2 separate regions of the Homo sapiens genome follow, and region 1 is linked to region 2. A link is a contact called in ENCODE Hi-C or POLR2A ChIA-PET data. All regions are on one chromosome and are shown on one strand. The core of a region is the stretch at or near the end of the contact, and the rest is flanking DNA. Distances in the headings are between cores, read along the strand shown. Region 1 overlaps LOC124906209 (a long non-coding RNA gene). Region 2 overlaps ITPR1 (inositol 1,4,5-trisphosphate receptor type 1).

Evidence for each region. A loop is a pair of places that touch in the nucleus more often than their neighbours do. ChIA-PET counts read pairs that join two places held with the same protein, here RNA polymerase II (POLR2A). Pooled maps may share reads with other maps.
Region 1: a map of endothelial cell of umbilical vein shows a loop between it and region 2 (4-fold over the local background). The contact joins two enhancer-like sites. A Hi-C loop is called at or near these places in 42 of 168 maps with a recorded cell type or tissue (CD14-positive monocyte, CD4-positive, alpha-beta T cell, CD4-positive, alpha-beta memory T cell and 22 more), 2 of 37 single-sample maps with no recorded cell type and 34 of 50 pooled maps. POLR2A ChIA-PET finds 5 or more read pairs at or near these places in 22 of 52 experiments (A549, A673, CD4-positive, alpha-beta T cell and 15 more).

The regions. Positions count from the first base shown.
Region 1 is chr3:4,852,706-4,858,291 of GRCh38, forward strand. The region is part of intron 2 of LOC124906209 (a long non-coding RNA gene); the gene reads right to left. Among named protein-coding and RNA genes, the nearest start is that of EGOT, 100 kb to the left of the region's middle. Within about 2 kb of position 3,611, at least 3 of the 41 ENCODE cell types and tissues checked have a DNase peak (open chromatin) inside an H3K27ac peak, as active enhancers do; they include endothelial cell of umbilical vein, where a contact is called at or near this core.
Region 2 is chr3:4,810,659-4,816,736 of GRCh38, forward strand. ITPR1 (inositol 1,4,5-trisphosphate receptor type 1) reads left to right here. Exons shown (of 62, transcript NM_001378452.1): 56 at 607-802; 57 at 2,484-2,576; 58 at 3,765-3,904; 59 at 4,395-4,560. It overlaps LOC124906209 (a long non-coding RNA gene), which reads right to left. Exons shown (of 5, transcript XR_007095795.1): 5 at 3,634-3,773. Among named protein-coding and RNA genes, the nearest start is that of EGOT, 62 kb to the left of the region's middle. RefSeq lists an enhancer at 3,417-4,616. Within about 2 kb of position 3,858, at least 10 of the 41 ENCODE cell types and tissues checked have a DNase peak (open chromatin) inside an H3K27ac peak, as active enhancers do; they include endothelial cell of umbilical vein, where a contact is called at or near this core.

The DNA.
Region 1 (5,586 bases), core at 2,361-4,860, 42 kb after region 2:
AGGTAGACTGCTTGAGCCCAGGAGTTCAAGACCAGCCTGGGCAACATGGCAAAACCCCATCTCTACAAAAAATACAAAAATTAGCCAGGCGTGGTGGCACACACCCATAGTCCCAGCTATTCAGGAGGCTGAAGTAGGAGGATCTCCTGATCCCAGGGAGGTCAAGGCTGCAGTGAGCCAAGATCACACCACTGCACTCCAACCTGGGCAATAGAGTGAGACACTGTCTCTAAAATAAAATAACATAAAATAAAATAAATAAAATAAAATAAAATAAAATAATAAAATAAAATAAAATAAAATAAGGTAATAGTAGCCTAAAACAATAGCCAAGGAAGTCATGAGATGTTTGGTTCCCTAAAGAAACTATAGATAGTATCTTAACGTATGTCCTTGAGTTGTTTTTTAAAAACCCAGACCACTACCAAAGGAAAAATGCTGTCAGCTGGCAGGCAAATCTCAGATAAGGGGGAACGGAGGATGGAACTCTGACCACTGTTCTTTGTTCTAAATTTCTTCTTGAAGGGCCTGGAGGAAGTTATTGCCCACAGGCCAGAGCTAACATTCTTTTCTGCTGACCTCAAATTTTTCTACAAAGCTTCACCTCCTTAAACAATTGCACATTAGAAAATATCTCTGAATCCACCTATGATCTATGGGCTGTACCCTTCCACTCCTACTCCACTTTGAGATATCCCACCTTTTTAGGTTAAACCAATATGTAGCCTCATGTATTGATTTATGACTTTGCCTGTAACCTCTGCCACGCTGCCTTTAAAAAGCCTTACCTGTGTAAGCCATCTGGGAGTTCAGGTCTTAAGCATGACCTCCCTGATCCTCCTTGCCTGGTGCCCTGCAACAAATGCCCCACTTTCTCTCCCTGCAATCCCGATGTCAGTGTGTGGCTTTGCTGCTCTGGGTGGGCAGACCCAAGTTCAGCAAGTAACCATTCTAAGGAGGGTGTTTACACCTTCTTCATGATCCCTTGTCACTGTTTCATCCCAAATCCTGATTCCAACCCAATTATCTGTTCCTTCTCATCATCTCCCCTCTCTTTATTTCACTGGTGTGGACACAGCTCTCTCTCCTACCTGTCCCCAAAGCACCACTATCATCTGGGCTTTGTGAAGAGCAGATCTTTAGTGGAAGAAGATTACAATAAGGAATAGGAAACAATTAAAAATTGAGAATCAGTCATCAAAGCTCCCTCCCCCTTCCTTTTCACTCATGGGAGGAGCAACTTCTCTTCTCAGCCTGTTGGCAGGCAGGCATCTACTTTTTCTTTCCCACTTGCCTAAACAAACAAAAGCAAAACAAACCAACAACAACAAAAAAAACCTTCCTTCCAGCCTCAAGTGAAAACCAAAAATTCTTGTTTCTTTACTATGCAGAGCAATTGTAGCCCTCAGTTCCCAGTCATTCCTCTCTAGATTAGGCCTTTACCTTGGCCAAAAAAAAAAGGCTATAATTCTGTCATCCTTAGCTTCCACTTGCAGGGCAAACTGGCTGCTAAAATAGCATTTTTTTCTGATACATCCCTATTTTACGGAACAAGAAATGTCTTTAGAAAGTTGAAGTGATTTGGGCTGGGCGCAATGGCTTACGCCTATAATCCCAGCACTTTGGGAGGCCGAGGTGGGTGGATCACCTGAGGTTAGGAGTTCGAGACCAGCCTGACCAACATGGAGAAACCCTGTCTCTACTAAAAATACAAAATTAGCCAGGATTACAGGATTATGTGCCTGTAATTCCAGCTACTCGTGAGGCTGAGGCAGGAGAATCGCTTGAACCCAGGGGACGGAGGTTACGGTGAGCCAAGATCATGCCATTGCACTCCAGCCTAGGCAACAAGAGCAAAACTCCATCTCAAAAAAAAAAAAAAAAAAAAAAAAAGAAAGTTGAAGTGATTTGACCAAACCAGAACATCAGACCTGGGATTCAAAAGCCAGATCATCTGACCTCATGTATATTCCTCAGTATCCCAGTGCTTCACTATGTGAGGTGCCATCCAGCTATGTTCCTGTGTCTGCACCTCTACCTGCCCACCTTGCCTGGGGGAGATGTGTAAGGTATCAGAGTTCTAAGAGATGCAAAGAAAAGTCAGAGTTCTTAAAGGCAAAAGCTGCAACTAGTTCATTTCTGTTTTGTTAGTACCTAGCACAATTCCTCCCAAACAAAGAGGGTCAATGCCTTTGAGGGGTAAAAAAAAGATTATTTTTGAAACTTCACTTAATCTGCTTGTTTTGGAGCCAAGGGCAAGGAGGAGTCTTTCATTAAGGAACGAATATCTAGCAGTGGCCCAAAAAGAAGGTGCATATAGAACTGAACATCAGGCAGTCACTACTCTTTTTGTTGCTAACTGACCATTCAATCCTATAAACTAACCATTAATCATAATGCCTCTGGCTCCGGTAACCCTGCTTCACAACATTCTCCAATTTGCTCCCTCTAACCAGGGGATCCCAATCTCTCTCTTCCTCCCTCTTTCAACTCTTATAACAAAGCTGTGATTTAGCATGGTCTCTACGAACGTGCAAATTCAGACCCACATATACTTTCATACTCCTCTCTCCACCCAACTCCCTTATCTAACAATGCTAAAAGATAATCCCTCAACAATTCAGGTAGTATTATGGCAGTTCTCATTACACCTGAAGAGACAGAGCACATTTAAGTAGCCTAAAGAAATTATGGCCATTTTGAATAACAAATTATGGTTCATCTATACATAAACCATATGTAAATCACTTGAGTTAGAGTCTCCCAACCAGATTTAACAAATTTTAGTATTTCTGCTAATACTAGAAATTTCACAATGGGCCAAAGGACTTAGGGGTGGATGGAAGTCTTTCATAGCTCTTTTTGTACCATTCCATAGGATTTTAAACCGAAACTCTGACATGCTTTGGATCTGTGTCCCCACCTAAATCTCATGTAGAACTGTAATCCCTGTTGTTGAAGGTGGGACCTGGTGGGAGGTGACTGGATCCTGGGGGCAGAGTTCTCATGAACGGTTTAGCACCATCTCTCCTTGATACTGTATAGTGAGTGAGTTCTCATGAGATCTGGTTGTTTAAAAGTGTGTAGCACCTCCTGCACCCTCTCTTCCTTCTACTCCAGCCATTTGAAGTGCTGGCCCGCTGTTTTCCTTCCGCCATGACTAAGTTTCCTGAGGCTTCGAGGCCCAGAAGCAGAGCAGATGACACCATGCTTCCTGTACAGACTGCAGAACCGTGAGCCAATTAAACCTTTTTTTCTATAAAGTACCCAGTCTCAGGCATTTTTTTATGGTAGTGTGAGAATGGACTAATATAAATTCTCATACTTATGGGTAGAGTACAGTACAACCAATTTGAAAAACAACTGAAGTTAAAAAAAAATAAACACACCTACTAAAAAATCCAGAAATCCTACTACCACGTATTAATCCAAAAGAAATGAAAATATATGTCTATACAAAAACCTGTATGCAAATTATAAACACCTTTATTGATATCACCTCAAACTGGAAACAAACCAAATGTCCATCAGCTAGTAAATGAATAAACAAATGGTGGTGCAAACATACAATGGCGATGGTGTGCAGGTGGCCCACAGCCCACACACCCAGGACTGCTAATGTTTGGGTTGACTCACGGTACTTTTACCCTTTTTAGCACATTCAGTGTGCACACTTTTTCAACTAAGTATTTCACAGAGTTGGGCAGGAGGGCAAGGGTCAAAAACCTGCTCACTAGAGAGCAAGGTAGCACTGGCAGTGAAACTTAAAATGATTTGTGCTCCTGATTTAAATAAAAATAATCAGTTGCCTGTGTTTTAGAACTTACAAATGGAACAGTCCTGTAGGTATGCTGCACTAGTTTCCCACTGTTGCTGTAACAAATTACCAAAAACTTAAAGGCGTAAAACAACACAAATTTATTATCTTACAGTTCTGCTTGTCCACGTTCCTTCTGAAGGCACTAGGGGAGAATCCATTTTCTTGCCTTTTTCAGGTTCAAGAGGCTGCCTCCGTTCCTTGGCTTGTGGCCTGACCCCATCTTCAAAGAGAGGAATGGCCAGTTGAGCCGTTTACACATTGCATCATTCTGACTCTGACTCTCCTGCCTTCCTCCTTCATTTATTAGGACACTTGTGATTCCATTGGTCCAACCTGCATAATCCAGGAAATCTCCCCATCTCAAAATCAGTAATCACATCTGCAATCTCCCTTTTGCCATGTAAGGCAACATATTCACAGGGTTTGGGGATTAGGACATGAACATCTTTAAGGGGGCCGCTATTCTGCCTACCACATTTGCTTAGGCAAAATCTAGACAGGTTAAAGACGAGAAAAACAAATCACATATTTCTTTTCAACTCTGACGGATTTGAATACAATTAGGAAGGTCACATTTTCTCATGGTCCAAACAGGCTGAACAAATCAGTTCATTAACATGATCGTATACACTGATAAAGCTATAAATGATTGCCCAAGAGACTGTTGCTTCCTTTTACATTCACTATTGCTATTCTTGGACAACCAGAAACAACTATAAAAAGATGTTTGCTTTTTTAGACACACACACACACACACACACACACGCACCCCCGATTAGAGACTTTCTTCCTCAGGTTTCATTTGCTAGGATTTGCACTTTAAAAGATCCAGTGAGGAACAAAGAAAATAAAAGTAGATCATAAACTTCTCAACCAGATAACCTTTACTGATTTTTAAAAAATGGATGCATACCTGTATAAGGTTAGAAAAGTTGTAAGTTACTAACGTAATAGAGCCAAAAAAAGAAAAAAGATTAGAAAAATTAAATAATATGCCATCCATATTTCTTTGATGAAGTGTCTATACAAATTTTTTTGCCCACTTTTTACTTTCTTTTGTTATTAAAATGTTTAGGACTTCTCAGACTATGATTATGTTATTAAATTTTAAATTTTGAAACTTATGCTTTTTATATTCTGGTTGCCAGTTCTGTACTAAATATATGTTTTGCAATTTTTTTTCCTCGTCTGTGGCTTGTCATTTTCTTAGCAAAGGTTGTTTTTGTTTGTTCGTTTGTTTTTGTTTTTTGTTTTGTTTTTAGATGAGTCTCCCTGTGTTGCCCAGACTGATCTCAAACTCTTGGGCTCAAACAATCCTCCCAACTTGGCCTCCCAAAGTGCTGGGATTACAGGTATGAGCCACCACACCTGGCCAGCAGAGCTTTTTGAAGACCGAAGGATTTAATTTTGATGAAACCCAATTTATCAATTATTTTGCTCCTGTGGTTCATATTGCCTCCTAAGAAATCTTTGCCTAAGATTCCAAAGATTTTCTCCTGTTTTCTTCTAGAACAGCATTGTACAATATAACTTTCTGTTATGGCAGAAATGTTCTATAATCTGTGCTCACCAATACACTGGGTATAGCTAGCCAGATGTGACTTCTGAGAACTTGATATGTTGCTGCAACAACTGAGGAGCTGAATTTTTTAATTTTATTTTGTTTTAATTAGTTTAAATTTAAATAGCCACATGTGGCCAGCACAACGGGCCAGGAAGTTCTAGCAGTGTTATAGTTTTAGGTTTTACATTTTGGTCTATGATAC
Region 2 (6,078 bases), core at 2,608-5,107:
ACGTGGTTTACTTATTCTTCATAACAACTCTACATCCTCCAGTCTGCAAATGAGGAAATGGAGACTCAGAGGGGATGAGGAAAGTGCCTAGCCCGAGATCATACGGTGGACAGTAGCTGAGCTGAGATTTGAATTTACATCTAAGTCCAGAGTTCTTGCCACTGACGCTGGCTTGTAGTACGTCTGCCTTCCCACCAGACACTGGGCTGCAGGAGGGCAGGGACCAGGGTGGCTGGCTCTTCATAAACTCAATTCAGTACCTTCTAAATGAATGGATGCCAAGACCCTCATCACTTTCCTCTCCCTTTGTCTCTGAAACTCATTGGCACAAGCATGTATTTTCTCTATTTCCAGTCCCTCTAAATGGCTCTGGATACTACTTGAAGTTGCTATTGTTTCCTGCTTCCTCTTCTGTGTTTATTTTTCCTCATTTTTACCATCTCCGTTTCACTGTGAAGCCAGGGAAGATGTTCAGTGTTAAGATCATATGTAGTGCTTTTGAGTGTCTAAGAGGGCAAACTCTCTATAAACCAAGTTTGCATTATGGGATAGTGATGTACATCTAACATCAAGGCTTCTTAAAATTCTTTTTGTTTGTTTTCAAAGCTTTTTGATTTAGTGTACAGAGAAGAGACTTTGCTTAATGTCATTAAAAGTGTCACTCGCAATGGACGGTCCATCATCCTGACAGCAGTTCTGGCTCTGATCCTCGTTTACCTGTTCTCAATAGTGGGCTATCTTTTCTTCAAGGATGACTTTATCTTGGAAGTAGATAGGCTGCCCAATGAAACAGCTGTTCCAGGTGGGTTTGGGATCTTCTGATCTTTTTAATGCTAAAAGATTATTTCCTGATTATAACTGAACTAAAGAAAATAACGACTTTAGTAATGCAGATATCTCCCCATTGTATCTCCCTAACACGCAGAGTGTGAATTTCAAATACAGGTCTTCATTCTCACAATGAATGTGGCAATGTGGCATATCAAATGCTAAGAGTGGGTGACCAGATCTGACATTTATTTATTCACTAACATCATCTTTTAAACTAGTGCAACTTTTTTGTAAAGCAGTGACCATACATATTGAGAGCGTTGGAGTATGCATCCCTTTAACTGAGTAAATCTACTTCTAGGATCAATACTTAAAGAAAAAAAGGCTGCCGACTGTGCACGTAGAAACAGACATATATGGGAGAACGTTCGCTGCAGTGTACAGTTGGAAGCAGTGTAAATGTTCGGGGGTGTTTCATCAGATCATGGTACATCCATGAGGTGGGGTGCCTTGCACATAGGTACATCTTTAGAAACCTCCATGGAAAAATACCCACAAGATGTAGTTGGAAATGGCAGAAGGATAACTATAGTAGGATCACATGTATGTCTTTTTTTTTTTTTTTTTCGAGACAGGATCTCACTCTGTCTCCCAGGCTGATGTGCAGTGGTATGATTTCACCTCACTGCAACCTCCAACCTCCCGAGCTCAAGCAATCCTCCCACCTCAGCCTCCCCAGTAGCTGAAACTGCAGGCGCCTGCCACTGCATGTGGCTAATTGTATTTTTTGTAGAGATAGGTTCTTGCCATGTTGCCCAGGCTGGTCTCGAACTCCTGGGCTCAGGCGATCCCCCAGCTTTAGCTTCCCAAAGTGCTGGGATTACAGGTGTGGGCCACTATGCCTGGTCTTATGTTTTCTTAAAAATTAAAAAGCCCATATACATATATTAAAACATGGATGACTGTACCTCCAGACTGCTAGCAGTAGCTCTCTCTGGGGCTTTTTTACTATATGCAGGTTTTACAGTGAGCTCATGTTATTTTTACACATAGCAAGAACAGAAGAGATTTCCAATTCTGAGAGTGAAAAAAAATGACCATAATACTTGAATGGTACCCAAGTGCCCTCTTCTCTCAGTTACAATAGTTGGCCCGACTTAGTGAAATACTACTGGTTTTTCATCCCGAGTCTAAGAAACAGACTAGAATCGTTGTGGCTGACTGAGCCAGCCAGCCTTTGTGCTCTCCCTCCCAAATGCTGTGTTCTTGGCATGTATCTCCAGCCTCCCAAGTTGACACTAAGTGACATTTACTGCCAGCCATCTTAGAGTTGTGGACTAAACTGGCCTGGACCTTGGATTTCTATTAATGCCTGCTAATGCTTCTCGTGCAGACTTGGTATAAATCTTGCCAGAGTCTGTACGTTCAGTAGTATCTGTCTAAGAGTTTCAGCTGTTTGTCTTTAAAGTTGGAGAGGTGCTATTTAAGTGCGATATTTCTAGTAAGCCTACAGGAATTGACATTTTTGGCTTTTTTCCCATCCAGATCACCAAATGAAAGTGTAAATTGCATTTCTGCTTTGAATTTATATGCAAGATTCTAGGGTGTTATTTATGTAAAGAATTGTTTAATCAGCCGTGAATTGGGGACTTCAAACATTTTAACCATATGCTGCCAGATTGTTCATCATAAAATTTCCTTCTCTCTCCCAGAAACCGGCGAGAGTTTGGCAAGCGAGTTCCTGTTCTCCGATGTGTGTAGGGTGGAGAGTGGGGAGAACTGCTCCTCTCCTGCACCCAGAGAAGGTAGGACCTCCTAACTGTAAGCCCCATGTTAATATCGGACTCCTCCAGAGGCTTAGCTGATGCAGGTGATGTTGGAAGAAGATTAAATTTACTGCTCAGGAGTAAGGCTATAGCAAAGGGGAAAGGCTGAGAAAGAGGAGGGAGATGAAGGGAAAAGAAGGTTACACCTGAAGAAAAGATCTGATGTGATTCAGCCGATTTATACTGAGTGCCCGCCATTTGCCAGGGACTGTGGTGTACTCTAAGAGACAGTAATGTAGTGGAGGGTGCGGGCAGGCCAAATGGTGATTGCTAGAGAGTTGCCCAATGCTGGGAATAAGGATGGAATACAGAAGTTAGGCACCCGGCCTACTACTGGGCTAAGCGTATCATCAAGAAAGTGATATCCAAACTATAAAAGGAGACTCTTGATATTCCAAGGAGAGGGAATAGTACATCTAAAGGCTTTAAAGGTAAAAAGAAAAAAACAGCAAGTTTGGGGAGATAATGATTATAAGGAAGGAGAGTGGCAAGAAATGAAGCCACAGATACAAACAAAGGGCTAGATCATGAAGGATCTTCTATGTCAGGCGTAGGAGGTTAAACTTCGTCCAGAGGATGGTCAGGGGTTGTTGGAAGATGAGTGATGAAATCTGTGTTTTAGCAAGACCCTCTGCAGCTGGAGAAAGGAATGAGGCACACAGCAAGGCATGGCTCTTACTGCATAAACCAGTGAGAATGAACAGCCTCCAATGTAAAGCAGTTGATCCAGAGGCCCTGCCGTGAAATATCCCTGGATATAGTCCTCACACCATTCCCAGTGAGGAACCTGTGTCCTGTGGCATAACCCTCATCTGAGAGACAAGAGGCCTGTGACTCAGAGTTGCGAAGCAACTCATCTGACATGAAAAGACTGTTTGCGGCTGGGTCTGGGGTTTAAAACCTGAAAAGGACAGGGCATGTTTTAGATCCCACAGAGGGAGAGCAATACTACCATAGCTGGAGAAATTAGCGGGGGTTAGCGATGAAAACAGTTGCCCCAGACGACTTTAGCTTTTGAAAGAAAATAAGAAAATTCTTGGCTCTTGATTCCTTAATTTTATTCTTTCGTGTGCCTGGTGAGATGGCATTCAGGAAACAGGATTTCAAAATCCCGGTCTCTCTTTTCTCCTCACGTTTTCTCTCTGTTGTTACTTGCCGTGTTCACAGAGCTGGTCCCTGCAGAAGAGACGGAACAGGATAAAGAGCACACATGTGAGACGCTGCTGATGTGCATTGTCACTGTGCTGAGTCACGGGCTGCGGAGCGGGGGTGGAGTAGGAGATGTACTCAGGAAGCCGTCCAAAGAGGTAAATTAATCCCGAGGGGAAGGAAGGGCAAAGGGGGCGGGTGGGGTGGTTGGTGGGAGCACCATGCAGCGGTGTTGAGTGTAAACTGAAGACGCAGAGGAAGAGCTGGGAGTAGGGCTGAGTAGCTGCGGAACTAGCTCATCAGGCTCCTTTCCTCTCTATCACGTGAGGTGGTGCCGCAAAGTCAGCTGCGTGGAAAGGGTTGGCTTTGGCTCTCTGTTCAGTAGACTTAGGGACTGTTTCCATCAGGGTTAGGCCTGATCCACCTGAACGCACAGTGAATATCCCTCCTGGCTGTGTCACACCACACTTGGAGAAGTCGCAATTGAGACAGGGGACATGAAAAGAGATGCAGTTTTCAGTTTAAAAGTTGAATGCCCAATTTAATTTCTACCCAAGTAGATGAGGTCTCACTTGAGCTGTGCCCCAGGCTCCGCAGACCAAAGGGTCGCAAGGGACCCAGACTGATCCAGACACCTCTCTTTTCCAGGAACCCCTGTTTGCTGCTAGAGTTATTTATGACCTCTTGTTCTTCTTCATGGTCATCATCATTGTTCTTAACCTGATTTTTGGGGTTATCATTGACACTTTTGCTGACCTGAGGAGTGAGAAGCAGAAGAAGGAAGAGATCTTGAAGACCACGTGCTTTATCTGTGGTGAGTGTCGCTGGCCAGCTCCAGCAAGGGCGTGAAGGCCCAGCGTGGCAGAGGCATGTGGATACTGCGAGGGTGTGATGGGCGGGGTGCCTGCCCAGTTATGCGGGAGGGGGCACCGGCTGCTGCTTCGTCTTGACTCTTCTACCCTCTGCCGTGAGTGAGGCTCTCCTTGGCCTTTATTCTGCTGGGAAGTATTTACAGACCTGGGTTCTGACTGAGCTTCTACCACTTAACTAACTGTGTAACATCATTTAGTCATTTAACATCTTTAATCCTTCTTTCTTCATCTGTAAAATGGGTACAATAACATGTCCTTCTCTGCATTATTGTGAGAATTATGAGAGACAGCGTATGTAACACTCCTAGCTAGAACCTGGCACACTATAGGCACGGGAGGAGAAGTAGTGAACGGCTACGTAAAAGAGGTGCATGGACACCAAACAAATCATTTTCAGTATAACTACAGGAAAATATTTGTAAATGTAAACTAATCATGGAGGAATCTGGGGAGCTGAGTAATCATTTCAGGATTATTCATAATATAGCTACTAAATATATAAATTTCCTAGTGGTATGTATGCTAAAAAAAAAGATCAGTTTCCAATTAAAGACTTAAATTCTTTGCTTTTTGCCCCCTTAAAACCTTTTTAAGCTTTTTGCTTTGGCATAATTTCAGAGTTATAGAAAAGACATGACTATCCAAAGAATTTCTATATATTCTTCACCCAGAATCCCCAAATATTAATATTTTATCTCATTTGCTTTATACACACACACACACACACACACACACACACATTTTCTAATGTGAGTGGCTGACAGTGATGCTTTCTTATCCCTAAATATTTTAGTACACATTTCCTAAAAACAAGAACATTCTCTTGTGTATCTACAGTATAATTATCAAAATTGGGAAATTAAAACAGATCCAATACTGTTATCTCATCTACAGACCTTATTCAAATTTCACCCTTCATTCCAATAATGTCCTTTGCAAATCCCACCTCCTGCGGGGCTTCAGTCACCATGCCTCGTGAGCCTCCGCTGACACTGTTGAAGAATGTAGGTCAATTATTTTGTAGAATGTCCCTTGATTTGAGTTTGTCTGATGTTTGCTCATGGTAAGATTGAGGGTATGTATTTTCCACAGGAATATCAAAGACATGCTGTTGTGTTCTTCTCATTGCATCGTATCAGGAGGCATGTAATGCCAGTTCATCTTGTAACTAGTATCTCGGCTCACTGTAACCTCCACCTCCCAGGGTTCAAGCAATTCTCGTGCTTCAGCCACCTGAGTAGCTAGGATTACAGGTGCCTCTCACCACAACTGGCTGATTTTTTGTATTTGAGTAGAGATGGGATTTCACTATGTTGCTGAGAGGCTGGTCTTGAACTACTGAGCTCAGGCAATCTGCCCGTTTTAGCTTCCCAAAGTGTTAGGATTACAGGCATGAGCCACTGCGCCCAGCCGTGATACTAACGTTGATCATTTGGTTAAGGTGCTAATTGCCAGGTTTT